Linked DNA regions of Homo sapiens: region 1 is linked to region 2. Evidence: read pairs that join two places in POLR2A ChIA-PET (ENCODE). Cell type or tissue: IMR-90. All regions are shown on one strand. Links, peaks and the distances in the headings refer to the core of each region. The heading gives the core; the rest is flanking DNA.

Region 1 (15,046 bases), core at 4,273-12,272, 160 kb after region 2:
TGGGAGGTTGGGGCAGTTGGAGAGGGAGCATGTCCTGCTGGGATTGGGGGTTGGTTTAAGAAGGCTTCCTGGTGAGGATAGCATATGAGTGAACCTGAGGGATGAGCAGGAGAATCCAAACTGGGACAGGGTATGAGCACAAGCAAAAAAGTGAGTCAGCATGGCCCTGGCCACCGCGAACAAAGGCTTCATCAGTTGAAGGAGAATACTGGACAGGTAGATGGGGAATGGACTATTGGCAGAGAACCAGAAGAGATCCTAGGCCAGATGTGGTGGCTCGTGCCTGTAATCTCTGCACTTTGGGAGGCCGAAGCAGGCGGATCACCCCAGGTAAGGATTTTGAGACCAGCCCAGCCAACATGGTGAAACCCCATCTCTACTAAAAATGCAAAAATTAGCCAGGTGTGGTGGCATGCACCTGTAATCCCAGCTACTCTGGAGGCTGAGGCAGGAGAATCTCTTGAACCTGGGAGGCGGAGGTTGCAATGAGCCGAGATTGCACCACTGCACTCCAGCCTGGGTGACAGAGTGAGACTCTGTCTCAAAAAAAAAAAAAAAAAAAATCCTAGAGGCCAGAGACTGCTTTGAGGTTGGGCACAGAGCAAGTGATAAAGAAAAGCTTTATCATTTCTGATGTTTCTGATTCCAGATCGTTCTGAAGTCTCCAGCCTGAGTTCAGAGGCCCCTGAGACCCCTGAGAGCCTGGGCAGTCCAGCCTCCTCCTCCAGTCTGATGAGCCCCTTGGAACCTGGGGATCCCAGCCAAGCCCCACCCAACTCTGAAGAGGGCCTCCGAGAGCCCCCAGGCACCTCCAGACCCAGCCTGACATCCGGGACCACCCCTTCGGAGATGTACCTCCCCGTCAGATTCAGGTTGGTGAGGGCCCAGCTGTGCAACCAGGGCAAATCCCCTGACTTCTCTGAGCATCCATTGATTTCCACACCTCTAAATAGTACCTGCCTAAAGACTGGGTCACACGCCATCTCTGGGCCCATCACTTATGCAGAAATGCTGAACCCTGGGACCCCTTCCCCCTTCACACACTTGCTCCCAAATCCTGCATGGAGAGCTGAGGAGGAGCCAGGGATCCTCCCTGCTGATGTTGGAGTAAAGTAGGCTTAGCCCCCTGTGTGGCTTATTCTAGAGGCTCTCAGTGGGGTCTTCACTCTGTCCCCACCTCCAACCCAGGATCCAGTCTTCTCCCTTCCATACAAACCCATTCAGTCTGGAGTTTGGGGAGAAGTAGACCTGCAGATATCCACAGAGTCTTCTGGAGGTCAGTTCCAGCCTTCTTGGGCCTGTGATGGACCTGGCCTGGGGGCCTTGTGGACTCTACCCACCCATCCTAAGCCCCCAGACTGGCTCTGTTCCTGAGCCCTTTCTCCCCACTCTGAGGGGCTCTCTGGACATGAGGGTCATGTTGGCCTTTCCCTGCCTTCCAGCTCCGAGAGCACTCGCTCCTATCGGCGGGGGGCGCGGAGCCCTGAAGATGGTCCCTCAGCCAGGCAGCCTCTGCCCAGAAGGAACGTGCCGGTAGGAACTCTGGGACCATGGTTTGAGGGGCGGTGGCAGGGTGCCTGGGAGGCAGAGTTAGTCAAGAGTAGGCGTATTGGGGTGGGAGACCTCCCCATGGTTGGGGTACAGATGGGCCCAGGCAGCCACAGTTTGGACAGTCCCTGTCCTGGTGCCCAGGTGGGCACGGTTTGGCCAGTCCCTGTCCTGGTGCCCAGGTGGCCACGGTTTGGCCAGTCCCTGTCCTGGTGCCCAGGTGGCTGCAGTTTGGCCAGTCCCTGTCCTGGTGCTCCTCTTTCCATGCTCCAGCCCAGGGCTGGGTGAAGCTGAGGAGAGCCCAGGCCTTGAGGGATGGCAGTGATCATGAGGCCCAAGCTCTGGCTTCTCCCCAGGGGAGGATGAGGAAAGTTGTGTTAGCCAGGCCAGTCGCTCAGAGAAGGCATCACTTCCCTGCAGAAGAGGCAGGATTAGGTGGCCGTGTACCAGCCCTTGTTTGCCTAACTCTCCCCTTGTTCATGAGTCTCCTGGAATCCACAGGGACTTTCAGATCCCAGGCATAGAGGGATGTGACAGGGACAGGGCAAGAGCTGTCATCCTTAATCCAGCTTCTCCCTGCTGAATCACCAAGTCTCCAACAATGGCATATATTAGTTGAACCTAGGAGTGGGCACAGATCAGAGCCAGTTGTGTTGGGAAAGAAGCCTCTTCTGTCCCTTGTTCCTCTGGGAATTCCTCAGAATGGCATTGGTTGTGTTGGGAGTCAGGATGGCAGGGGCAAAAGCTGGTTCTGTCTGGGGAATCGTCATCTTTAGTCCACCAGAGTTAGTCAGCAGACACAAATCTATGTCCATATTCTGGTTCCACTATTGCCCTGAAAACCAAGTATCCATCAGATGGCATTTAATTGATGCCTGTGATTGTGGTGTGTATGATAGCAAGAGCTTGGGCTTTAGAGTAAGGAGACTTTGGATAAGTGGCTTCACTTCCTCAAGCCTCAGTTTCTTTGTCTGTAAAATGAGAATAATTTAATTTATCTACAATAGGACAGATGTGAAACTGAGTGAGATGAACACCTGGTATGTTACAGGTGCTTTGAAAATGTCAGTTTCATCCTTCTTTCTGCAGGTTGGCATCACTGAAGGAGATGGCTCAAGGACTGGGAGTCTCCCAGCAAGTTCTGTGCAACTTTTGCAAGACTAGCTCCTTGCTGGCCCCCACATGCCCCATGCTAGGCCCCAATGTTCAGAGCTGGGACTTGAGCTCACAAAACTGGGGAGCTGAGACATTTGTTCTCTTGGATCTCACTCTCTCTGTCCCTTGTGCCTCTGTAGCTGGCCTTCTTCCTGCCACAGGCCATGCCTCTACCAAGGACACATGGCCTTTCCCTGTTAGGACTGATGGCGGTTCTTTCCTATCTCATTACCCGCTAGGGGCCTGGGAGCCCTGTGGCTGGATCTGAGTGCTCCTGAGCTGGCTTCAGCTGCAGAACTCTCAGTCCCTCATCAGATCGAGACTCTATTTCCCCCGTCAGTCTGGGGGCTTCACAAGGGCAGGAGAGCCCTCCATCACTGACTTCCAGATCAGGGACCCTGCCAAGTAGGGACTGTCTTCTCAGCCAGCCATTTATTAGTCTAATATTCCTTCACTAAATTCCAACTCTATGTCTGGACCTGTGTTAGGCACTTCAGATACCACACGAGTAAGACAAGGGCCCTGCAGGGGTGGTCCTTTGGTGGAAAGCTGGTCTTAAGGGTTGGGCTTGGGAATAGGCAGGGTCAGATTCCAGGGCATGGCTCTGGACTCAGCTGGTTTATACCTATATGACCATTACAATTGTCTACAGATCACATCCATTCTGGCTGGTCAACATGCATGCTGTACTGGCTGTTAAATAAAAATATTCTGAATGTCACTCCTTTTGAGGGACAGCACAGCCTTCCCTAGGCATTCTCCTATATTCCCCAGCCAAATTGTAGAGTCAGATGCACCCACATTTGCCTGTGTCCTTGATTTAGCAGGAAGGAAAGGAATAGTCAGGGTTGATGGATGCCCACTTCTCTTCTCTTTCTCTTGGTCAACTCAGGAGCCTTTTAGTCTGAGGGAATGGAGAGGCAAAGAAAGAAGGGAGAGTAATAGAATTGGGAGGGCAGAGACTTAAGGGTTCTGCTTCCCAGCCCTAGAAATTCTATCATTGCTCAGCCCCAATGAGAAAGCAGATACACCTAAGCCATCATCAACCACTAACATCTCAACTTGCCAGTTGCTGGGTGCTGGGCCCTGGCAGGAATGGGCCAAGCCAAGCAGGGGAGACTAGAGAGCACCAATGGCCAACACAGCTGCCTGGCTGGGGAGGCTGTGCTGTTTCCCCTGGAGACCTGACTGGTCTGTGGTTCCCACAGGAACAGGGTTGTCTTTTGAGCCCCCAGTGTCTGGTTTCATTCATCTCAGACTTGTTATTTCACTCATCTCTAATAAAGGATTGGGGGGTCAGTTTCCAGTGGTTTCATTTATGTGATCTAAAGAGCAACAGGGAGGGGAAAGGAATCTTGGGGCTTGAAATTCTTTCTCTGGACCTGGCAAGGGAGATGGCCTGATGTGGAATAGTGGTTTGCAACCACAGTGTTTTGCCCCGGGGAACTTCTGATAAAGCAGAAAACAGTTTTGACTGTTCCCAACTGGAGGATGCTAGTGGCATTTAGTGGACAAAGGTCAGGGATGCTACTAAACATCCTACGGTGCATAGGTCAACCCTCCCTAGCAATGCATTATCCAGTCCAAAATGTTAATAGTGCCAAGGTTGAGAAACCCTGGAAAGAGCACTGGACTAGGAGTCTGGAGACCTGAAATTCTAGCTCTCCCATGGTCCTCTGCCACTGTCTCTGTTGACTGCCCCTGAGACAAGGATTTGGGAGCAAGTAGCTTATCTGTGAAATGATCCCAGGAAGCATAATGAGGGAATAGAGAAATGAAACAGAAAGTCAAAGATAAAGAGCTGTGCGTGTTGGTGAGAACCTATACTCCAGCTACTCGGGTGGGAGAATTGCTTGAGCCCAGGAGTTCAAGGCTGCAGTGAGCCATGATGGCGCCACTGCACTCCAGCCTGAACAACAGAGCGAGACTCTGTCTCTAACTCTTGTTGGGGACCTGTGAGAAGGAGTATTGACTAGAACATGCCTTCAGGTTGTCCCATCGAGAGTGAAGAAATGATGTTTTCCACCAACTCTGGTTTCTTGCTGGTTGGGGGTGTCCTTTCTGAGGGCATCAATTTCCTACCACCCCAAAGCTCCAAATAGAGAAATGTGGGGAGCTGTCCAAGGTGTGTCCAGGAATTATCTTCCAGTGACCTGTAGGGTGGACAGGTAGGCAGAGGGGATATGATGGTATCAACAGGGTCCAACCCTGAGAGAATCATCACCCTCTTTAGGCCTCGGTCTTCCCATCTATACAATAAAGAGGTTGGACTCCATGTTTTCTTAGGGGCCTTCATACCCTGACATTCTAGGAGTCTTAACTTTTTTTTGATGTCGCGCATCTCAGGGTGGTGACTGGGTGGAAGTTTGAGAAAAATCTCTCTCTCTCTCTTTTTTTTTTTTTTTTGATGGCTCTGTCTCCCATACTGGAGTACAGTGGCACAATCAGAGCTCACTGTAACCTTGAACTCCTGGGCTCAGGCAAGCCTCCTGCCTCAGCCTTCCGAGTAGCTGGGACTATAGGCCCACGCCACCATGCCCAGCTTTTTAAAATATTTTGTAGAGACGAGGTCTCTCTCTGTTGCCCAGGCTAGTCTTGAACTCCTGGCTTCAAGCAATCCTCCTGCTTTGGCCTCCCAAAGTGCTAGGATTACAGGCATGAGCCACTGCTCCTGGCCTTTTTTTTAATAAGGCAATCCTAAGTAGCCTCAGGCTGCTGAGGTTGAGTCTCTTCAACCCAGAAGGGCTTGGCTGGGATTGGCCAAAAGGCCTCCCAGAGAATCCCAAACCATTAGAGTCTAACTTCCCAAATGTGACCGGCAGGCACTGCATGCTCAGGTCCCACCCACTGCCTCTCCCCACACTCCTCACCTCTGTGCTGCAGCCACGCCAATTTTTCAGTTCCTCCAACACTGTCAGGCAGGCCAGGCACCCTCCCATCCCTAAGCTTTGCACATTTGGAACTCCAAGAGGGGAGGACTGTTTTGTTCCTCTCTGGATGTCCAGAACAAGAACTACCTGGCACATATTAGGTGCTCCATAAATATATGTTGAATGCCTCTTCCTTTCTTCCGTGAACACTCTTCCTCCTCCCCTCAACGGCCACTGTGTACTTCAGCCCAAAGTTTAAACTTCGTTTCTTCAGAGAAGTTGACACCCTAAATAGTGCAGGTCCCCTCAAATGTGTCCTTAAGCTATCCTCCACTGCTTCCTGCCCTTCACCCCAGCTATGATAAATGCATTAATTGACTATGTCTGTTTTTGTTTAAGGTTTCTCTTGCCCATAGACTGAGTCTCAAGCTTTCTGGGACTGGGTCTGTCTTGTTCATTGCTTGGACACTCAATACGTATTTGTTGAATGGATGAAAAAAACCCACTCTGTCCTACCTTGATCCCCGTCACATAGCAATTAGAAGATAGGTGTCCACACCAAGCTGCCTCTGCGACCCAAGCTGAAATGCGGTTCTCTCAGGAAAATCAGGAGATTTCACTCGACACCCCAACCCCAGCTCCCACACACTGTGGACCACTTTTCATGCCTTCCCTCCAGGTTCCTGAGCCCCACCCCCATCACAGGAAGATCATTTTCTGTCCATTAAACTCACTTATTTAGCAAGAGAACTGGGTCTGCAGGAGATACTTGAAGATCATTGGAGATCATTCCACAGGAAGGCAGATCCCTGCATGGCTGGGGAAGATAGGCACAATTGTGTTTCCACCCCTCCACTAAGATGACTTCCAAACCCAACCCCACTGAGGGGATACTGGCCTGACCTGGCAGCCTTGCACCTGGATCAATATTTCTCAAAATTTGGTGCACTTAAGAATGAATCTCGGCGGGGTGCGGTGGCTCACGCCTGTAATCCCAGCACTTTGGGAGGCCGAGGCAGGCAGATCACGGGGTCAGGAGATCGAGACTATTCCGGATAACATGGTGAAACCCCATCTCTACTAAAAATACAAAAAAATTGGCCGGGCGTGGTGGCGGGCGCCTGTAGTCCCAGCTACTCAGGAGGCTGAGGCAGGAGAATGGTGTGAACCCGGGAGGCAGAGCTTGCAGTGAGCCGAGATCGTGGCACTGCACTCCAGCCTGGGCGACAGTGCGAGACTGCGTCTCAAAAAAAAAAAAAAAGAATCTCATCTGTAATTACAGCACTTTGGGAGGCCAAGGCAGGCGGATCGCTTGAGACCAGGAGTTCCAGACCAGCCTGGGCAACGTAGTAAGACCTAGTCTTTACAAAAAATTAAAAAATTAGCTGGGCATGATGGATGGCTCACGCCTGTAGTCCTAGCTACTCAGGAGGCTGAGGCAGAAAGGATCACTTGAGCTGGGGAAGTCGAGGCAGTGAGCCTGATTGCTCCACTCCACTCTGGCCTCAGCCACAGAGGGAGACCCTGTCTCAAAAAAATAAAAAGAATCTCCCCGATAAGCTCTCACTACTCGAGAGTGTAGTTCTGGGACCAGCAGCACCCCCAGCACATAGGAGCTTGTTAAAAATGCAAAGCCTTACTAACAAAACAGCCAGCAAAGGAAGTTTTAGGTAGACAGAGGCAAACAGGAGCCTGGATACACGTGGCATGCACAGGCCGTGTGCACGATGGAGTGAGTGCAGGTTAAAGCAGAGCTGGATTTAGTGATCTACACACACACACACACACACACACACACACACACACACACACACACACGGGATTCGAGCGCACCGAGTTGCCTCCACTTGGGCATAGGCGCGGAACTGTGTCCTCCCGCTTTGAGATGCAACGGTGCAGAGACGCGGGAGCCCAGAACGCTTCCCAGGGCCCCTGGGACACCCTCGGGCGCCCTCCGCGCCGCGACCGCCGCCTGTGGCCAGGTCACAGCCTCCCAGCTCGCCAGAGAGCCCTCCTTCCCAAATCTCTCTTCGGTCCCCCGGCGCCCCTGGAAGGGCCGGAGTTGGAGGGTCCCCTCTCTCAGCCTCGTCCCTCCCCTGAGGCCCGATCGGCCGGCGCGGGCAATCAGTGCCCGGGCAAGTCCTTGAAGTCTATATTTAGTGCCCGCCACCCCTCCCCCGCACAGTTGGGAGGCGGGCGGTGGGGGGGTGGGGGTGGGGAGAGCCCCGCCCCCGCCGGGCGTGTGTGTCGTGTGTGTTTGGGGCCCGCGCGGGTTGCGCGCCCTCCGCCTTCGCGCCTCCTGCCCCCGAGGCCCTACTGCTGCCCCTGTGCCCCTCGCCCCGCCGGGCGTCGCGGGCCAACATGGGCCAGGAAGAGGAGCTGCTGAGGATCGCCAAAAAGCTGGAGAAGATGGTGGCCAGGAAGAACACGGTGAGGCTGCAGAGTTTGGGCCACGGCCCCCGCCCCCGGGAGGCGCGGGCAAGCCCCGGATTCCGGGGTGGGGACGTACTGGCGGGGCGCCATGGGGGCGCGTACGGGACTCGGGGACCCGAGGGAGGAGCGGCTGGTGCAGGGCCCAAGGCCCCTTGGGGACCCTTGCTGAGCACCTCGAGGTGGGCGTGTGCGTGGCCCAGGACGCCAGGGGGATCGTGCGGGTCCCGGAGGCGCGACTTGTGCACGTCCCTTTGGACGTGTAGGGTTCACCCTGGGCAGCTAGTGCAGGGCCCAGGAAAGCGGGCGAAGAGAGCTGGACGTGGGAAAGGACTTTGGGAGTCCCAGGGCTTGGCGTGTGCAAAGCCCGGGGAGCGGCGGCGATGGCGGGGGCGGGGCGGGGGGCAAATCCGGGTGGCCCGAGAAGTGGCAGAGAAACTTGGGCTGACGGGGGTACTGAGCTGCATCCCTGCACCCCGGAGTGGGTCTGCGGGAGAGAAGTAAAAGGCCGTGGATCCTGCGACCCCACCGCTTGGTGCGTCAGGAGCGGTTCTTTTGGCAATTTTCCCTTTCCTTGGCCTTGGGGTGCGGCCCGGACGGGCGGGGGCCGAACAGGTGCGGGGGCCCGCGGGGCGGGGGAAGGGGGCCGGGCTGGAGGCCTGTGCAGCGAGGGCGAGGGCGGAGGGAGGAGCGGGCTCGGCGGGAGGTTGGGAGCAGGGCTGACAGCCCTACCGGAGGGTCCTGGCCAGAGCGCAGACCCAGCTGGAAGTTAATGTTTGATCTTCCCCGTGATCTTTGCCTGGGGCTGGCGGCCGACTGGTCGCCTGGCCAGAGCAAATTTGGCCTTGGGTCCTGGAGGGCCTGCGCTCACCCTGGGAGGGAAAAAAAGGGAGCCTGGTGAGCATGCCCTTCCCACCTCCCGTTCCTGTTCCAGGGTCCTCTTCCTCCCACCATCCGTAGCCATGTGCTGCAGCCACCTGCATTTCCAGGACACTTAGGAGCCTGGGAAAGGAAGAGACACTAAGGGAAGTTTTAGAGCCAGGAAGAGTAGCCAAGGCCCAGGGAAGGGTCACTGGAACCATGAAGTGGCAGGGAGCCCTAGAGTGGACACTGGGCAGTCATGAGTTGGTGTCCATATAAAGGCCAGAGCCTCAGTTTCTTCATCTGTAAGAAAGAGATGAGATTATCTGCCTCTGGAGAAGGGATGTCACTGGATTCTTGTCTCTGCTGGCAGCGGTGAGGATTGGAGAGATGAGACAGAGATGTAAAGCCCTTAGTAGGACTCAGACCTGTGCTTGCTAAGAACTGGCGAACAAGACCTGCTTCTACGCAGCCAGGTCCAACACAGAAAGATACAGCACAAACCTGCAGAGTGCTGGGAGCTTCTCACCTGACACTCCCAACCTCCATGCACTCCCCGTTCCAGACTCCTCCACAATCCTCAGTACAACTGAGCCACAAGTCTTGGGGGAGCATTTTCTCAGCTGGGGTTGGCAGAGCGCAGCCAGGGATTCTGAGCCAAATTCCAGTTCAAATAGACGGGTTATCCCAGCCCAGCTCCTTACTGACCCCCAAGCTTGGGCCAGGAAAGAAATTCTGGGCCCCTGGGTAAGAGGGGTAGGGTGGGGACGCCTAGAGACCGGAGGAGAGGCAGGCTGCTTGGGATAGAGCTCTGGCTGAAGAGGACGGGACCTGCCCTGGCCTCCCCCTCACTCCTTTTATGGCCCTAGGCAAAAGCCACTCAACCTTCCCTTTCTGGACCTCGAGTTTCCTCTTCTGTGAAATGGGAAGAGGAAATGGTGTCTTTTGGAGATGGATTCCTGTGGAAGTGCCCAGAGCTGTCCCCTGAAAAGATGCAAGTCTGGCCGCAGGGTCCCTGCAGCATGGAGCCAGTTTACAGCCACGTCTGCGCCTGGGCTCTCGGCAGTGTCTGGGTGGGCATGGAGCTCTGGGCGTCTGGCCGAGAAAGGTGGGGCCTGCTCTGGGAGTGAAAGTGGACCCGCCCAGCAGTGGTTAGGCAGAGGAGGACATACTTCCTGTAATAAGACGGATCCTCCACGTTGCAGCTCAGGCCCGGGGTTTACTGCCGGTTGCTGAAGTCTCAGCCACTTAAGGCTTTGTCACATCCTCTGAGCATGCACTAACAGAAGCAACTTCAAACATGCAACCAAGTGCCTACGGTCACAGCTACATACACACACATAGCTATAACATGTGGCCACAACACAGTAGTTAAACAAGCAACTGAACCTAACTGCGTATGAGACACGGCTACTGACACCAACATGACAAGCATACTGACCCATATGACCCACATTGACCATTATAGTTATAGAATGATACACAAAGACAGCCACACACGTATGCACGCAGCACAGCTACACCCAGACATGCAATGCTACAGACTTAGCAAACAGCCACATTTATACATTCAGATCTTATAACACAGGCGTCATCCCACAAAGCCAAATAGACACAGCTGTGCCCGGAGCTGCATATTCACAGCTGCACACTTAGACCAGAGATACTACTGGCTACAGAACCCATTTGTATGTTCAGAGAGATACACCCAGCAACATTTGCACAAGGCTTTGTTTATCCAGCTACAATCCAGGCTCATGGCTATTCTCCTCCAATATGACCCAGTTATACAGCTGTGACACACGAGGCATACACCCAGTGGAGAGCTGGAACTGGCTTAACACAGATTGTTGCGTTTTCAGGAATTTTGCAACCTGGTGGTTAAACACAGCAATTGTTTCAAAAAACTACATTATCTGCTTACAATAAATAAATTATATTAAAAACAAAGGTAAGGAATCCTCCAAAATAATCACTTCCTGATTGTTTTACTACATTGTACTGTCATGTATGGTCAGAGATAATTTACTTCTATTGTTATCTGTACAGTGGAAATATTATATAATGGTATGGTAGTGTACGTCTCCTCCCAAAACTTCCTTCAGTTCAGTGACAGCATGTTGGTAGCTTGAAATTGGCCATGGGATGAGTGTTTACACCACAGAAATTGGCAAACACTACAGGTCAGTTTTTTTTTTTTCCTTGAGAACTGGTTGTTAAACGTTGGCCAGCACACCACTGCACTTACCCATGTTGATATTCCATGATTGTGTATGTCTAGACAGATCTGCGCCCATGCTAACACAATTTGTATAGTGGTTAGAGCCCAAAAGGACTGAGTTTGAATCCCAACTTGGCTCCTTATAAAGCATGTGACCTTGAGAAAATTATTTAACCTCTCTCTTTCTTGGATTGCTCTTTGGTGAACACAGGATAATAATTCTGTAAGAATGGGAATAATACACAGGACCTACCCGATAGGGCCATTGTGAATGTTAAATGAGATAATACAGGTAAAAAACTTAGAAGAGTGCCTAGTACATAGCAAGCCTTTAATTAATGTTACACTTGGAGTTGTGTACCCCCAAGTTCACATACACACACATCTGCAGGTCACGCTTCTGAAAACCTACTGTGAACCCAAGTTCTCAGGGAGGCTAAGGACTGACAGAGGGCAGCTCTTAGGACATGGTCCAGGTCCTGCCAGGGTGGGGATTGGCAGCTGGAACCATGAACTGTGGGCCAAGGATAGGAACATACAGGACACCGTCCCCTGGTGCTCCCCAGGGAACTGATCTCAGGACAGCAGGCAGGTATGGCTTCTAGGAAGGGGCTGGGGGAAAGGAGAAGGCTGAAATGGGTCGGAGGGTGTCCAGGGCCTGGCAGCTCACAGATTTTCAAACCTAAGCCTTTTTCTGCCTCCTGCCTTCTTTCTGCTTTAGTTCTGCACAAGTTCATCCACTCAGGGAGCACTGGACTCTCTGCTGAGCCCTAAGTTCTCAGAGATTAGAACGGTTCTCTTTACCCGAGAGAAGTTAAAGTACCTGTTCACACAAAGACTTGAAATGAATGTACCTAGAAGCTTTATTTCTAGCAGCCCCAAACTGGAACCTATCCATAAGTCCCATCAACCGGTGAATGAATTTAAAACATTGTGGTAGACTGGGTGTGGTGGCTCACGCCTGTAATCCCAGCACTTTGGGAGGCCGAGGCAGGAGGATCACTTGAGGCCAGAAGTTTGAGACCAGCTTGGGCAACATGGCAAAACCCTATCTCTACGAAACAATGCAAAAAATTAGCCAGATGTGGTGGTGCATACCTGTGGTCCCAGCTATTCGGGAGGCTGAGGTGGGAGGATCACCTGAGCCTGGAAAGTCGAAGCTGCAGTGAACTGTGATTGTGCCACTGCGCTCCAGCCTGGGCAACAGAGTGAGATCTTGTCTCAAAAAATGCCAGGCAAACTGTGGTACATACATACAGTGGAAACCACTCAGTAATAAAAAGGAACTACTGATCCACGAGACAACATGGATGAGTCTCCAAAATCATTATGCCGAAATAAGCCAGATAAAAAAGGGTTTTTGCCCTACATACTCTTTACATAAAATCCTTAAAGATACAAGGTCAACTATAGTAACAGAAGGCAGAATTGTGGTTGTTTAGGATTGGGGATGGGGAGGGATGGATTAGAAAGGGGACAGGAAGAAGCTTTTGGGGCTGGTGGCTGTGCTTTTATCTTGATTGTGGTGAGGGTTCCATGGGTGTACACGTATGTTGAAACTTATCAAATTTTACACTGCAAAGTGTGCAGTTATTGTATGTGAATTATACCTCAAAAAAGCTGTTTTTTGTTTGTTTTGTTTTGTTCGAGTTGGAGTCTCGCTCTGTCACCCAGGCTGGAGTGCAGTGGTGTGATCTTGGCTCACTGTAACCTCCATCTCCTGGGCTCAAGCGATTTTCCTGCCTCAGCCTCCTGAGTAACTGGGATTACAGGCATGCGCCACCACGCCTGGCTAATTTTTGTATTTTAATAGAGATGGGGCTTCACCATGTTGGCCAGGCTGGTCTTGAACTCCTGGCCTCAAGTGACCCGCCCACCTCAGCCTCCCAAAGTGCCGGAATTATAGGTGTGAGCCACCATGCTGGCCAAACTGTTCTGTTTTGTTTTTTAAAAGGCTCCCAGTCCTCACCCTGCGAAGTTCACAGTGGGGAGGTAAGGGAAGGACGCTACAGGCACACGAGCAACAATAAGCCAGGAAGGAATTCATTTGGGAGGAAAGATGGGGAAGGGGGAGGGCATTCCTGGGGAGAGGCACAGCAGAACCAAAGGCTGGAGGTCAGGAGCCTGGCTCAGAGGGTTTGAACCCAGCAGGTGGCGGGGGATGAAGTTAGAGCACCACCTAGGACAGATTGTTTCTCGTCTCTCTCCTTCCTTCTGCCCCTTGCCTGTCCTTCGGCCACATGTCTGTCTGTATCCTCCTGCTCTCTGTACCAAGACCACACAATAGTCAGAGAAGCCTGGTCAGGACCCAGGCCCCAGTCCTCACCTTGTGGCCTCCCACAGGAAGGGGCCCTGGACCTTCTGAAGAAGCTGCACAGCTGCCAGATGTCCATCCAGCTACTACAGGTGGGGCGGGGGTGGGAAGCCTTGGGACAGTGCCTGGGGGGAGAGCTGGTGGGGGAGGGAAAGACCCCTGGTGGGGGAAGGTGGAGTCTGGGAGGAATTTCTGAGGGGGGCCTGTGGGGAGGGGATCTTGAGGTGGAGACCTCCCAGGGAGGGACTGAGGGGGACACAGGGGCATCTCGGGGGCGGAGAGGGTATCTTCTAGGTGTAGGGGACCTCTGGGCCTTGGAGCAAGACTGGTTCGCTTTTCTTGAATACCCCAATTCCCAAGGCCCTGGGCCTGTGGGATCCAAGAGGCCAATGATCCAGGGAGAGGGAAAAGCCCCCATTTAAAATCCCTGTGTAGCCCTTAAAGTCCCCAGATTTACCAAAAGCTCCTGGCCCTGAAAAATCAGCACAGACAGATGCAAGGTCTCATAGCCGGAGCTGCTGTCTCAGTTGAAACTGGAGCTCAAAGACACTAGAGTGAGCTGGCCACGGTGGCTCATACCTGTAATCCCATCACTTTGGGAGGCCGAGGCAGGCAGATCACCTGAGGTCAGGAGTTCGAGACCAGCCTGGCCAACATGGTGAAACCCCGTTTCTACTAAAGATACAAAAATTAGCTGGGCACGATGATGCACACCTATAATCCCAGCTACTCAGGAGGCTGAGGCACGAGAATCGCTTGAACCTGGGAGGTGGAGGTTGCAGTGAGCTGAGATTGCACCACTGCACTCCAGCCTGGGCAACATAGCGAGACTCCATCTCAAAAAAATAGACACTAGAGGGTTGGGAATGGGAGGGGTCCTGACAGTCAGCCAAGTGCCACCCCCAACCCTAGGTTCAGGTTTCACCAAAGCTACAGATATCCTCCATGTCAGGCTTAGCCCTGGGCCCTCGGCCTCGTGCAGAGCAGGGCCTTAGTTACAGTAGTGGGGTTCTGACCTCAGCCAGGAGTCAGGGCTAGGACTCTGGGGGTCCAGGTTGGAAGGGGAGGTGGTGGTAGAGCTGGGGCAGGATCTGCCAATGATGGCAGCCATTCCTGTGTATCCATTCCCAGATTATGCCTTAACCCTCTCACTTTGCAGACAACCAGGATTGGAGTTGCTGTTAATGGGGTCCGCAAGCACTGCTCAGACAAGGAGGTGGTGTCCTTGGCCAAAGTCCTTATCAAAAACTGGAAGCGGCTGCTAGGTGAGAGAGGACAAGGTTGTCTTGAGCCCTGTTTTTCTCCTAGCACTTGGGACAGGACTGGGCCTGGCTCATAGCCAGCACTCAGTGTATGTCTGTTGAGTGACTTAATCAGTGACAGATGGCCTCTGGATCCGGGAGGTAGCTAGTGGGGGACTGCCAATGTTTGTGTACACAAGTGCAAGATTTGTAGACTTGTGAGTTTTGTGTACATGTGCCACTTACGTGTTTGTGCTCTCATGCATTTGTCTATATAGTACATGTCTACATGCACACATTTGTCTTAATATGTGCAGAGATGTGTTTGCCAATGTATTAATGTCCCCATGTGAGACTGTGTATTTGTACACACGTTCCTGTTGTTTGTGCATTTGTGTGTAAATGT
Region 2 (15,046 bases), core at 3,879-11,878:
TATGTAAATCCTCCCAAGGCACAAAACAAAACAAAACAGAAACAAGGCATGCCGTGTATTCTGCCTTTGCCCCTCCAGAGCAGCCCCTTCTTCTCTACCTGGGGAAGCATCTGGGCTTCCCTGGCCTCTGGCTTTCACTTGGGTCTGGCTTGCACTTGGGTTTGGCCAATGGAAGCAATGGCAAAAAACTGGGGTCTCAAGGAAGAGCAAGTGTTGGGGGAGTGGATTGTCCTGGCTCCTTCTTTCCTGCTGGGCTGGTTGGCTGTGTTGAGTCCCTCTCCACAGCTCCTATCTTGCAGCTACAGCCTTCACCACCCCTTCCCTTCCTGCCTTCAGGATAATGGTGCCAGGACTTCCTGCTGCTACTAGTCCCTGGGTGCCCCCTTACTCCTCCCTTTATAGATAAGTCCCTTCATTCAGCTCTCTCCGGAGGCTCCTTTGAGTGAGCCACCTATTGGATGGCTGGAACCTTGACTGATACAAGGAGCCAGTAGCCAATTTCCCTTTTTTTGGGGTAGAGATGGGATTTCACCATGTCACCATGTTACCTGGCTGGGTCTTGAACTCCTGGGCTCAAGTGAGGCCTCAGCCTCCCAAAGTGCTGGGATTACAGGTGTGAGACACCACGCCCAGCACCGGTTTTCCTATTTTTATCAAAGTGCTTTCTCTGTCCCTCACCGCAGCTGCAAAAGGAAGGTTCCTATACTCCAAAGGCTAGATCACTCATGGAGACCATCTCCAGAGGTATGAAATTGGAAGGAGAGGCCTGAGAGAAGAGTCTTTGAAGAGCTGCCTGTACCAGCTGAGCCCCACAAGCAGCAGCCCTCAGCAAGGCCCTGATGCCCCAATCCTCCTCCTGAACTTTGCAAGATCAAAGTCTTTTTTGCCCAACCTGCTTCCAACAGCCCAGGTGTCCTGACTCTGGGACACCAACTCACACAAGTTAACCCATCCGAGACCAACCAATATACAAGAAACTGGTACATTAATGGATCCTGAGAGAGTTAGAGGCTGAGCAACAGGAATTCTGAGGTCAGCTGATCAGGGGGGTCTCTTTCAGGAATTAGTAGTAATAATAACAGTGATGTGATGGCCGGGTGCGGTGGCTCACACCTGGAATCTCAACACTGAGAGGCCAAGATGAATGAGTTGCTTGTGTCCAAGAGTTTGAGCCCAGCCTGGGAAACATGGTAAAACCCTGTCTCTACAAAAAATACAAAAATTAGCCGGACATGATGGTGCACTCCTGTAGTCCTAGCTACTCAAGAGGCTGAGGCAGGAGGATCGCTTGAACCTGAGAGGTTGAGGCTATAGTGAGCCATGATCACACCACTGTATTCCAGCCTGGCTGACAGAGCGAGATCCTGTCTCAAAAAAAAAGTCCAAGGCGGGTGGATCATCTGAGGTCAGGACTTAGAGACCAGCCTGGCCAACATGATGAAACCCTGTCTCTACTAAAAATAGAAAAATTAGTGATGGCATGCACCTCTAATCCCAGCTACTTGGGAGGCTGAAGCAGGGGAATTGCTTGAGCCTGGGAGGCGGAGGTTGTAGTGAGCTGAGATTGCACCAATGCACTCCAGTCTGGGCGACAGAGTGAGACCCTGTCTCAAAAAAAAAAAAAAGTGATCAGATACTGAGTATCTACTATGTGCCAGACACTGTACTAGGACTTTTATTCATTTGCTTGGCAGTTATTTATTAAGGGTCTACTATTTGCCAAGTACCATTCTAGGCAGGCCCTGGGATATAGCAATGAACACAATAGACAATTCCTTCTTGGAGGATATTGGAGCTGTCATCCTGTGCAAGAGCCCTAGAAGGGCTGGGTGCCGTGGATCACACCTGTAATCTCGCACTTTGGGAGGCCAAGGTGGGTGGATCACGAGGTCAGGTGTTCGAGACCAGCCTGGCCAACATGGTGAAACCCTGTCTCTATTTGTAAAAATACAAAAATTATCTGGGCATGGTGGCGGGCGCCTGTAATCCCAGCTACTCGGGAGGCTGAGGCAGGAGAATCGTTTGAACCCGGGAGGCGGAGGTTGCAGTGAGCTGAGATCACACCATTGGACTCCAGCCTGGCTGACAGGGTGAGACTCCGTCTCAAAAAAAAAAAAAAAAAAAAAAGCCCTAGAAGGTGAGCATCTGCAGCCCTAATTAATCCTTGAATATGGATTTAATATGGAGATCCAGAAAGTGGCCAAGGGTACCAGCCGGTAAGTGACTGAGTCAGGATTTGAACCCAGACCTGCCAGGCTTCTCAGCTGGAGCCATCACCTTAGAGGAACTACAGGAGGATCAGGAGGTAGCTCGGGAAGAGCCAGAGCCAATCCTCAAGAGAGAGAGAACCTGAGAGCCGGGTGCTTTGAGCCAGGGATGGTGGTGCAAGGTTCGCATCTGTATTCCAGACGCCTGCCATGACTAAAATGTAGGATCAAGGGCTCAGGGTGACACAGCCAGAGAAGGACGCTCTGTAAAAGATGCTCCTAGTTATTCCTTTGTAATTTCCTTTTTGACGTAAAATTTGTGAGTCACAGTCTCAGAACTTGTCTAGATTTCACAATCCATGATTGCAGATGCTATCGTGTGTCATGCCAGCATATTTTCAAGTCATTATCCACCTTCCCCCAGCCCCTGGGCCGTCAAGGATTTATTTTGGAAGGTTGGAGAGAGCAAGGCAGGGAAAGCACAAGACTTCATGTGCCACTCAAAGGGCAGTCATGTCAAGGGTCTTGAACACCCTAAATAACCTGGTCAGAGCTCCCTCTCTCCAAACAGAAGCAGACATCCTCTTCATTGTGCACCTACTATGGGCAGACTGTCTAGAGGACCAGGCAAAGCTGCGCAATGGCTAAAACCATGGGTCCCAGATTGACTGAATTCAAGGTGGAGCTCTGCCACTTTCTAGCTGTGTGACCTCAGGCAAGTCAATTCACCTCTCTGCATCTCAATTTCCTTATTTGTAAAACAATAAATCGTGGTTAAAAAAATTGTAAAATTGTCCAGGCGCGGTGGCTTATGCCTGTAATCCCAGCACTTTGGGAGGCTGAGGCAGATGGATCACGAGGTCAAGAGATCGAGACCTTCCTGGCCAACATGGTAAAACCCCCTCTCTACTAAAAATACAAAAATTAGCTGGGCGTGGTGGTGCCCACTGGTAGTCCCAGCTACTCGGGAGGCTGAAGCAGGAGAATTGCTTGAACCCGGGAGGCAGAGGTTGCAGTGAGCCGAGATCACACCACTGCACTCCAGCCTGGTGAAACAGGGAGACTCTGTCTCAAAAAAAAAAAGGGGGGTGTGTGTGGTGGCTCACGCCTGTAATCCCAGCACTTTGGGAGGCCGAGGTAGGTGGATCACGAGGTCAGGAGGTTGAGACCATCCCGGCTAACACGGTGAAACCCTGTCTCTACCAAAAAAATACAAAAAAATTAGCCGGGCATGGTGGCGGGCACCTGTAGTTCCAGCTACTCGGGAGGCTGAGGCAGGAGAATGGCGTGAACCCCGGAGGCAGAGCTTGCAGTGAGCTGAGATCGCGCCACTGGACTCCAGCCTGGGTGACAGAGTGAGACTCCGTCTCAAAAAAAAAAAAAAATTGTAAAATTGAGGCTGGGCACAGTGGCTCATGCCTGTAATCCCAGCACTTTGAGAGGCCAAGGTGGATGGGTCATTTGAGCTCAGGAGTTCAAGACCAGTCTAGGCAACATGGCAAAACCCCATCTCTACCAAAAATACAAAAAAATTAGCCAGGCATGGTGGCACACGCCTGTAGTCCCAGCTACTCGGAGGCTGAGGTGGGAGGATCACTTGAGCCTGAGAGCCAGAGGTTACAGTGAGCCAAGATGGTGCCACTGCACTCCAGCCTGGGTAACAGAGTAAGACCCTGTCTCAAAAGAAAAAAAATCGTAAAATTGAAAAATATCAGTGCCTACCTTACAAGATTGCTGTGAGAATTAAATGAAGCAAAACATCGAAATGCCTAGAAGAGGACACTGCATATTACCAGTGTGCAAAAAATGTTAATAGTTATTACCATCATTAAACTCAAGTGGAGAAACAGACACATGATCCATATACATTACATACATTTCCAAAAATTCAATTGTAATGCAAATAAACACTCATGGTTATCAGTTTTGTCCTTCACATGTTGCTATTTTAGCATTAACATTTAGTATTAATAAGTTAGGTGTTTGCTCATTGAGGTCTCAGTTCAAATATTGCCTATTTTTTTAGAGACAAGGTCTTACTCTGTTGCCCAGGCTGGAGTACAGTGGCACAATCATAGCTCACTGTAACCTCAAACTCCTGGACTCAAGTGATCCTCCTGCCCTAGCCTCCCAAGTAGGTAGAACTACAAGCATGTACCACCACACCTGGCTAATTTTTGTAGAGATGGGGTCTCACTATGTTGCCCAGGCTGGTCTCAAGCTCTTGGCCTCAAGTGATCCTTCCACCTCAGCTCCCACCTAGTAATCCCAACATGCTGTGATTACCAGCATGAGCCACTATGCCTGGCCCCAAATATCACCTCTTTAGAGCATTCTCTCCAACTGCCCAATCTAATCAGAAATATCCTCTGATTACTCTTTTTATTTTAATAATAGAATTTATTCTCTGATATTTTCTTATTGATTTCTTTGATTACTTGTGTATTATTGGTCTTTCCCATAAAAATATAGGTTTCCATGAGAGCAAGAGCCTGACATCCTGATTCTGTTTTGGTTCCCAAAGCCACACACATTGCCTGGGACATAGTAGTTGTTTTCAAAATGTTTGTTGAAAGAACAACTAATAAGTTAGGTCCTCTCAGTACTCCTCTTCAGGCACCAGTTTTTTGTTGTTGTTTTTGAGACAGTCTCTATTACCCGGGCTGGAATGCAGTGGTGCGATCTCAGCTCACTGCTACCTCTGCCTCCCAAATTCAAGCAATTCTCCTGTCTTGGCCTCCCGAGTAGCTGGGGTTACAGGCACATGCTTGTAGCACACCGGCTAATTTTTGTATTTTTATTAGAGACGGGACTTTGCCATGTTAGCCAGGCTGGTCTCAAACTCCTTACCTTGAGTAATCCGCCCACCTCAGCCTCCCAAAGTGCTGCAATTACAGGCGTCAGCCACCACACCAGGCCTATGTACCGGTATTATCTTTTGACAGAGGAAGGTAACTGAGGCTCAGTGAGGTGAGATGATTGCATGTTTAGCTTCAGGCTCAGTTTTCTGTCACTGAGTTGGATTCACTTTGCCTCTGAGCTGTGCCTCCCGGAGTGACAGAAGTAAGGTGGTGATTGCCAGGTGTGAGAATCAGAGTTGTCTGCCCCCCACCCCACACCTGGTACCAAATGATGTAGAAACAGAATCTGGTATAGCAGGAGGCCTGGTTCCTGATTCTGACACTGATTCACTGGGTGGCTGCAAATGAGCCCCCCCTCCTCACTTGGCCTCAGTCTCCCATCTAGAAAATGAAATGAGTAGAATAGTTTGGAGCGTTTTTTTAAACTGGGATTTAATTCCCATATGCATAAGATCAGAGGTTTTTTGAACTTTCTTTTGTCACAGTCTTTTTTTCCCAAATTAAATTTGATATGAAGACTCAATTCATAAACAAGATAAAAAGTGGGGCTGTGGCCGGGCACAGTGGCTCACGCCTGTAATCCCAGCACTTTGGGAGGCCAAGGTGGGCAGATCACAAGGTCAGGAGATCTAGACCATCCTGGCCAACACGGTGAAACCCTGTCTCTATTACAAAAAAAAAAAAAAAAAAAAATAGCCATGCATGGTGGTGGGCACCTGTAGTCCCAGCTACTCAGGAGGCTGAGGCAGGAGAATGGTGTCAACCCGGGAGGCAGAGCTTGCAGTGAGCCAAGATCGTGCTACTGCTCTCTAGCCTGGGTGATAGAGCGAGACTCAGTCTAAAAAAATATAATAATAAGTGGGGCTGTTAGGCAGGTACAGTGGCTTACACCTGTAATTCCAGCATTTTGGGAGGCCCAGGTGGGAAGATCACTGGAGCAAGAGTTCGAGCCCAGCCTGAGCAATATGAGGAGACCCCGTCCATACAAAAATAAAAATAAAAAATTAGCTGATCATTGTGGCATGTACCTGTAGTCCCAGCTACTCAGGAGGCTGAGGTTGGAGGATTGCTTGATCCCAGGAGGTCGAGGCTGCAATAAACCCAGATCATGCCACTGTACTTCAGCCTGAGTGACAGAGTAAGACCCCATCTCAAAAAAAAAAAAAAAAAAAAAAAAAAAAGCTGCTTTGGAGAGTGAAGGGAGTGGCATTAGAATTGAGCCTGCTGCCGGGTATGGTGGCTCACGCCTGTAATCCCAGCACTTTGGGAGGCCGAGGTGGGTGGATCACAAGGTCAGGAGATCGAGACCATCCTGGCTAACATGGTGAAACCCCGTCTCTACTAAAAAATACAAAAAATTAGCCGGGCGTGGTGGCACGCGCCTGTAGTTCCAGCTACTTGGGAGGCTGAGGCAGGAGAATGGCATGAACCCGGGAGGCAGAGCTTGCAGTGAGCTGAGATCACGCCACTGCAATCCAGCCTGGGCGACAGAGACTCCATCTCAAAAAAAAAAAAAAAAAAAAAAGAATTGAGCCTTCTTAGGGTGCCCCTTGCTTCCACCACGCGCCACCTCCTTACCTTCAGGGGTCCCTGGGGCACTAATACCCCAGGGCTTAGAGGAACCCAGTTTGAAAACCACTGGACAAGAGTCACTCTTCACAGTCCCTCCCAAGGTGTGGGAGCCCTGGGGAGGAATGAAGGGCCTCTGCTGTCCCAACTTGCAGATGAGCGTTGCTTTCTGAGCTGCAGCCCAGCTGCCTCCCGAGGGTCATGAGAAAGAAGGCAAGGGCAGGCTCAGGGCGCAGGAAGTGGAGCCGGCCAGCTGGGAGGCAGTAACAGGCGCTGGTACTGTGGCCTCCTGGATGGGCCGGTGACATCACAACCCCAGGAAGCAGCTGCCCAAGAGGCCTGCGCTGTCCCTCATTCCTCCTCTGGGAAAATCAGTCCCCAGCTGTTGCCGTCCTCTGTGTACTGGCTTACTCTTCCTGGATTGTCCCCTCCTGAACCAGCATCTTCAGCAGTAGCATCTTCAGAGAGAAGCCTCCCCTATGTGCTGGAACTGTGCTACCCTCTGTGGCACAGCTCGTAACAGCATGCTTTTAAAATTATCGTTTAATTTAATCATCACATCAACATCAAGTAGGGACCAGTACCATTCCCATTTTGCAAACTATGAGAGGCTCAGAAGTGCAAGACAGATCACACAGTTTCACCCAGCTGGTAAACACCAGAGCCAGGCTTTGAACCTTGTCCTGTCTGACTCCAATATTCATGAGTTTTCTTGAGTTACCACATGGTCAGATTCAAAGCAAAAACACGAGGTGGAGGTTGCTTCTTATGTGGCAATGTGAAGCTGTCAATTTCAAACACAGTTTCTTTGTTAATGGCGTTCCTGGCCTATTATCATCCAAGCGGAGTCTTAGGATGCGATAAAGGGCTTAGCACACTGTCTGGCACTCTACAAATGCAGCTTTACTCTGGCTCTCCCCTTTACAAAGGAAGAAACTGAGGCTCAGGGGAGCAAAGTCAAGACCATAGGACAGGCAGGTGCCAACCCCAGGTCTGTCAGGCCCCAGAGTGGAAGCTGTTTCCCCAAAACCCTGAATTTCATAGGCGGGAAAGTCCTGCTCACCTTCTGTGCTCATCTCGTAGGGTTGCTGTTACAAACTACCACAAACTCAGTGGCTTAAAACAATAGAAATTTGTTCTCTCACAGTTCTAGAGGCCAGCAGTCCAAAAGCAGGTGTCGCCAGGGTGGGGTTACCCTGAAGGCTCTGAGGGGGAATCTGCTCCATGCCCCTCTGCTAGCTTCTACAGGTGGCCTTAACATGCCTTGGTTTGAGGCTTCATAAGTCCAATTTCGGCCTCCATCTTCAATTGTACTTCTTCTCACTGTGTCTCTGTGTCTTAAATCTTACTTTCCTTTCTCTCTCTTTTTTTTTTCTTTTTGAGATGGAATCTCGCTCTGTCACCCAGGCTGGAGTGCAGTGGCACCATCTCGGCTCACTGCAACCTCCACCTCCTGATTTCAAGCAATTCTCCTGCCTCAGCCTCCTGAGTAGCTGGGATTACAGGCTTGCACCACCACGTCCGGCTAATTTTTGTATTTTTAGTAGAGATGGGGTTTCACTATGTTAGCCAGGCTGGTCTCAAACTCCTGACCTCATGATCCGCCCATCTCGGCCTCCCAAAGTGCTGTGATTACAGATGTGAGCCACCGTGCCTGGTCTCCTTTCTCTTATAAGCACATCAGTCCTTGGATTTAGGTCCCACCAAAAATACAGGATATCATTTCAAGATCCTTAATTCTATCTTTAGATACCCTATTTCCAAATAAGGTCCCATTCACAGGTACTGGGTATTAAAATTTAACACATATCTGGCCGGGCACAGTGGCTCACGCCTGTAATCCCAACACTTTGGGAAGCCGAGGCAGGTGGATCACATGGTCAGGAGATCTAGACCATCCTGGCTAACACGGTGAAACCCCGTCTCTACTAAAAATACAAAAACTTAGCCAGGCATGGTGGCCGGCGCCTGTAGTCCCAGCTACTCAGGAGGCTGAGGCAGGAGTATGGTGTGAACTCGGGAGTCAGAGCTTGCAGTGAGCCGAGATCGCACCACTGCACTCCAGCCTGGGCAACAGAGCAAGACTCTATCTAAAAAAAAAAAAAAAAAAAAAAAAAAAAATTAACACATATCTTTTGGGGAACATCACTACTCAACCTATTGTTATCACCACCACCACCACCACTACCACCCTGGCTCAGCAAATCTTCACTGAGCATGAGCAGTGTGCCAGCCAGGGGCACAGCAGTCATACTACATTAGTGCTGCCTATGGTCTAGTGGGAAAGGTAGACAAGGCACAGGTAATGGTGGGGTGATGATTTTTTTTATTTGAGATGGGGTCTCACTCTGTCACCCAGGCTGGAGTACAGTGGCACAATCTTCGCTCAATGCAGCCTCCACCTTTTGGGCTCAAATGATCCTCCCACCTCAGCCTCCCCAGTAGCTGAGACCACAGATGTGCACTACCAGGCCTGGCTAATTTTTCATTTTTTTGTAGAGATGGGGTTTTGCCATGTTGCTCAGGCTGATGTCGAACTCCTGAGTTCAAGCAATCTACCCGCCTCAGCCTCCCCAAAGTGTTGGGACTATAGGCGTGAGTCACCACGCCTGATGCAGAGTGGTTTCTAAACTAACTGTAGAAATACAAATATGGGCTCACAACGGAGAGAACAGGTAATATTGCCTGAGATGGGATAAAGCAGGGAGCACAGTATATGTCCTATTAATTAATCAAGACACTTCAGGGAAATCTATTTGCAGAAAAAAGCAACAGAGAAGAAGAGAAAGTCTGAACTTCAACTTTTAAGACAGAAAGCCCTCAAATGCAGACTTTACCTGTCTGTGCCTCAGTTCTCTTATCTGTAAAATGGGAATACTAATAGAATTGGTCTCATAGGGTTATTGTTAGGTTTAAGCCAAATCACTGAAGCATTCGTTGAACAAATATTTATTGAACATCTTCTACATACCAGGCACATTATATACAGTAAAGAGCTAGCAAAATGCCCGTCACCAATAAAACACTTAATAAATGTCAGTGCCTGTCCTCTTTCCCCCAATTCATAAGTTAGATAAAACTTCAGGACAGAAGTACAAGAGAGATCATAAGGCAGGACAGGCTAAAGGCCAAGTCAAGAGCATGAGATATGTGTGTTTAGAGAACAGCGAGGATGTGGCCAGATGGGTCTGCGAATGCTTCCTGGAGGAAGTGGGCTTTGCATCAGAACTTGGAGGATACACAAGGAGAGGAGGGAGGACTCCATGCAGCAATGATGGCATAAACAAAAACTGGGGCAAGGAAATTAGATAAGAAACATGTTTGATCCAGACACTGACCCTTTCTGTAAGATTCTGGATTTTTGGAGGGCAAATGAAGCAACAGTGAAAGTTCAAGATTTTCTAAATCTAAAACAAAATCAAGGGTAAGTACAGATGAAAATGTACTTAACCGTATCACAAGCATTTGCATTTCTTTCAATTTTGCTCCAACTTTGGTATCACTTTTTATGCAGGGCATTTCCCATAGGGAATAGTTCCATGTGTTTCTACTATGTATATTTAGATTGTCTGCTTTTCCTGTTCAATGTGGCTCCTGAAGGCAGGGGCTGTATTTTATCGCCAGTACATTGCTGGTGCTTGGCATATAGTGAGCACTCAGTAAGCATTTCATCGAATGAATTACTTTTATATTTCTATTTTACATAAAAGCATGAAATTTTGAATTTGTGCTAAAATTCTTAATCCTGGCCTAGGGCAAGTATAATATTGATATGTATAAGGAAAGCCAGGCAGGATTGTTTAGCTGGAGACAGCTTCTAGAATGACCAGCCCAGGATCCAGTAGGACTTGCTGGAGCCACACAGAGGCCTTGCTAAACTAAAATTATGAATTCGCAGGCTGTGCTACGAACCCATTAGGCTATGTTGCTTTAAACTCGGGTCAGCCAACCAAAAGGTGGATGCAAAAGACTTTCTTTAAACAAGCCAGCAGCTTGAGGCTTGAAATAGAACAGAAAGGGAATTCACAGGACTCAACCTTGTCTTCTGTCTGGAGCTCTTGAGACCCAAGGATACTGGCCAGGCGAACCACACTGCGATAAGAAACAGCAGCTGAAAGTTTGTTTTTGGAGCCACCAGATCCAGTGGGTGGACTGTGTCTTGAAATAGAAGCATCTCAAAGGCCTGTGAATCATTTCTTAGTGCCGGCCTGCAAGGTTTCATATCCTGTTCTCAGAGCTACCTTGGGTGCTGTATGTATATGTATGTGTGTGTATTGTTTTCAGGGTTGTTTGCCTAGGATTTGGTTTTGAAACTTTTACTTTCTTTTAATAGCTTTTTTTTTTTTTTTTTAAGCTGGAAGAATTTTTCAAATGGTTTTTGCGAGAAAGTTCAAACCCTGGAATGACTAAGTCGCTGGAAGAATTTGGACTTTGTGAGGGGAATTTGCACTTGGTATGAATCACCCAGTCACTGATTCCTGCAGTGAGAAGACCTTTCGGAAAGCTTCTGGGTCAGCCCCCTCGTACACATGGGGAAACCGAGGCTCAAGGAGGGGAAGGACTTCAGCCAAGGTCCCACAGCATGTCTGTGGAAATGACAGGACTGGAATCAGGTCTAGCTCCTGGAACAGCTTTGGATTTGCAAGAAGCTCTCAAGCACCCAGTCTCCATAGGTGGGCACATTTTCCAAACAGTAGAGGAACAGAAAGAACAAGAGGGTTCTGAGGAGTTAGAACTCACCATAGAGTTATGGAAGGAATGGGGAAGGGATTGCCGGAAGGTATTTTATATGAAATAGCTCATTTAATCCTCCCCAGGATCCTATTAGGCAGTGGTTCTAAACTAGGGTTGATTTTGCCCCCAGAGGACATTTGGCAAGATCAGGGGACATTTTAGGTTTGTCACAGCTTGAGTGGGAGTTGCTACTGGCATCTCTTGGCAGTGAATACCCTATGTGGTAGAGGCCAGGGATACCGCTAAACATCCTGCAATGCACAGGACAGCCTCACAACAAAGAATTATCCAGCCCAAAATGTCAATAGTGTTGGGTCTGAGAAGCCCTGCTATGCAGAGGGCGCTTGTATATACATATCAATTTAACAGCCAAGAAAGCCGAGGCTCAGAAAGTGTAGCCACTCGCTAGCCACGTGGTCTTGGGCAAATTAGCCTCTCTGTGTCTCAGTTTCCTTATCTGTAAAATGGAGGCAACAGTACCTCTGTTACCTAAATAAACATTTGTAAAGCACTTAGAATGGTGCCTGGCACATAGTGTTACATGAATGTTTGCTAAAAATATATAAACAAGCTTACCCAGGAAACACGGAAAGTAAAAGAATTGTAATGAAAGCCCAGGTGAAAAAAATCTAAAGAGACTTAAGGACATGGGGGCTGGAATATGAGAGACCTCCTGGGGGTGTACAGCCCTGTGAGCAGGTAAGGCTGTCCACCGTGTGACATCCTATGTTCCCTGCCACCCCCCACCACCAGTAGCCATGAGGTTTTCCTTCTCAGACACTGCTACCTTAAATGCACTTCATCTTTTTAGGTTAAAATGATATGCACTTCAACATGAATCTCCTTGGCAAGTATCTGACACAGTAAGCCACTATCAGTCACTAAGAATAATTCAGGATAAATTAGTTTTTCAGTTGCCTCCCAACAAATAGGCCGAATGCAGGTTATACTGAGAGTGGAAGGTAAACAGAGGCTGACAGCTTAGTGTTCAGAGGCAGGCTTAGGACAGTGCTGGCAGGTGCACAGTTGTCCTCAGCAATCCTAGACCATCAGTCATTCCCCTACCAGCCAGCACCACCTAGAACAGGCCTCAAGTCTGGGCCCTGCCTAGCTTTGCACCCCCTTTCAGAACCTGCTCCTGACCCTCCCCCACCTTCAGCTCTCCTGGTCTTTTTACTCAGTCTGGGGCCTATTCCCTACTTTCCCACTTTGACCTCTAATCCTGTCCTCAGTCAGAGCCCAGATTCCTCCACCAGCTGCTGAGACCTGCCAACTTGCTAAGTGATTGCCCTACTCAATGCTGAAGGCCTGACATATCAGCCCGGCTCTCTCAGCAAGCCCCAGGGCTGTGAAGGAAACTGGGCAGAGGGTGTCACAAGAGTGGAGGGAGAAAAAACCAAAGCAAGGGTCACCCATATCTCTACTCTGCCCAGAACCCGCCTGCTACGCCTATTCATTAGAACATTCATGGCCATTTACCGAGCTCTTTAAGCTATGAGTCTTGCACACTTACAACAGCTCTCACAGCTGTGCCCCACTCCCCCATCCCTGGAGACCTACAAGGGCCCATATTAACTGTATTACTTCTCTATTGCTGCTATAACAAAATGACTACAAACTTAGTCACTTAAAACAACTTAAGTTTATGCTCTCAAACCAACCTGATCTCACTGGGCTAAAATCAGGGTGTTTGCAGGGACTTCCCTTTCGGAGAATCTGGAAGATAATTGATTTCCTTGCCTTTTCCAGCTTCTGGAGGCTGCCAACATTCCTTGGGTTGTGACCCCTTCCTTCATTTTCAAAGCCAGCAACATGGCATCTCTCTGACCCTGTTTTCGTGGTTGCCTCTCTTTCTCTGACTCTTTTCTGCTGCCCTCTCCCACTTTTAAGGACCCTTCTGATTCCATTGGACCCACCTAGATAATCCTGCATAGCAACCTTCATTCCATCTGCAAACTTAATTCCCACTTGCCGTGTAACAGTACATTCACAAATTATAGGGATTAGGACACAGACATCTTTGGAGGTGACTATGATCCTGCCTACCATGTTAACCAACCCAGAGTGGCGGGGACCATACAACCCAGAGAGCTTGTGCTCCTTCTCAAGGGAGCAACTGCTGCTCAGCTCCAGCTGTCATCATCATGCATCAGTATGGGTTCAGTGTGGCTGAGTCTGCCAATATTTCAAGTGAAATCAGAAAATTGGACTTTCAGGTGAAGATTTCCAATTCTGACATCACTGTGCAGACCAAAAAAGAACAAAAAATCTCATAGGCTAGATATAGCCTGAAGCCACCCAGGTGTGACCTCTGGGTCCACCTCTACCACATCAGCTGTGTGAGATGATGAGATTTCTCTGGCATTTACAGGCTCTGCAGGTTCTGGGGGATGGAGAACCAGTCAGGCCTAGAGGCCAGAGAGAATGTGGTCAGGAGCATAGCGGGTACTGAAGGGGGTGCCTCAGGGGAAAGTTCAGAGGGAGAAGGGACTGACCATCTCCCTAAGGGACTAACCATCACCTGCAGGAAGCAGCAGTGCCTCAAAGGGTACAGGAAATCAGGCTGAGGCCGACCTGAAGAAATCAACCAGAGTAAGGTGGGCTTTATGGCTTGTGACCTCAGAACAAATCAAGCACACTCTTTCTACTTTCAAAAAGTATCAGTTCTTCCCCTCCCCACAAAACTAGCAACATTGGCTGACTGTGAGAAGAGGATGGCAGGGGCCGGGGTGAGAAGGAGGCCTTTCACTTTATGCCTCTCGAGCTTTTTGAGTTTTTAACCAGGTGAAAGTATTACCTACTTAAAACATTAAATTCAAAAGCTTTTATTCATTTAAAAATATTTTAAAATACAATCGATTACATTAGAGGTAAAAACACAAAAGTAGTTGTCATGGTGATGCTACTGCACTTCCATGAAGATGGTATGTGTGGTCATATAACAGGATGGTTTAGAAATGGTGAAATCTTCATACATTTGGCTAATTACTCCGGACCCATCGCCTGTCATTCAAACTGATGGCTGCTTTTCCTTATCCTTACATGCCAGCACTTGAATAAACCAGGTTGGTGTCTTTTGGAGTTCTTTTCCATTCTGACTGGCACAAAGCTAAGGCTCTGGAGTCAGTCGGCTTGCCTCTTCCATGCTGTGTGACCTTGAACAACATGCTTAGCCTCTCTGAGCCTGTTTCCTCATCTGTATAATGGCTTCATAGGCTTTTTATGAAGATAAATGAGTTAATGTGTATAAAGCACTTGAAACAGCACAAAATCAGTGCCCATAAATGTTGACACTTATTATTAACTATTTTCATTATTCTTTTAATCTTGTTTATTTTTGAGTGGGGGGATTATTAAAACCATAACTTAAGACATGTAACAAAACATAAGTAACGTAGGTGAACTAAAATGAAGCGAATTTAACCTCTGGTCCCCCAAATCCTTACAAGCGCCCTCTTAACAGGAGTATCATTGTCTATTTCATAGATAGAAAAACTGAAGCTTGGGGAAAGTGAGTGAGTTGCTCTAGGACACTGAGTTTGGAAATAGAAAAGATAGGAGCTTGAACCGCGTTTTCAAGACTCCAGATCCCATGGCTTTCAACTCGAGGCTGTCCTACAGTATGATTATAAAGTAACAGGTGCTCCTTCCTTATTTGGTCCAAAAGAAAAAAAA

Evidence for each region. Peaks named below come from ENCODE experiments on the same cell type or tissue, not always from the same donor. Only the 100,000 strongest peaks of a DNase experiment are listed, where the experiment ranks them.
Region 1: POLR2A ChIA-PET joins it to region 2 with 10 read pairs; 2 of 35 experiments call an interaction of 5 or more read pairs at or near these places.

The regions. Positions count from the first base shown.
Region 1 is chr1:23,417,522-23,432,567 of GRCh38, reverse strand. TCEA3 (transcription elongation factor A3) reads left to right here and starts at 7,820. Exons shown (of 11, transcript NM_003196.3): 1 at 7,820-8,003; 2 at 13,429-13,491; 3 at 14,559-14,664. The coding sequence starts at 7,935. It overlaps LOC124903875 (a long non-coding RNA gene), which reads right to left and starts at 7,702. Exons shown (of 3, transcript XR_007065535.1): 1 at 7,407-7,702; 2 at 6,308-6,390; 3 at 3,585-4,856. It overlaps ASAP3 (ArfGAP with SH3 domain, ankyrin repeat and PH domain 3), which reads left to right. Exons shown (of 25, transcript NM_017707.4): 23 at 650-872; 24 at 1,443-1,533; 25 at 2,638-4,005. The coding sequence ends at 2,712. RefSeq lists an enhancer at 12,868-13,426. In IMR-90, for the core only: a CTCF peak has its summit at 10,726; DNase peaks (open chromatin) are centred at 10,047 and 10,467; H3K4me3 peaks cover 871 bases; H3K27ac peaks cover 1,152 bases.
Region 2 is chr1:23,573,279-23,588,324 of GRCh38, reverse strand. LOC107984928 (a long non-coding RNA gene) reads left to right here and starts at 10,618. Exons shown (of 2, transcript XR_007065540.1): 1 at 10,618-10,898; 2 at 10,992-11,889. It overlaps LOC124903876 (a long non-coding RNA gene), which reads right to left. Exons shown (of 3, transcript XR_007065537.1): 3 at 14,625-15,046. RefSeq lists an enhancer at 13,479-13,568. In IMR-90, for the core only: no CTCF peak of the experiment used is centred there; DNase peaks (open chromatin) are centred at 6,924, 9,834 and 10,764; H3K4me3 peaks cover 820 bases; H3K27ac peaks cover 3,670 bases.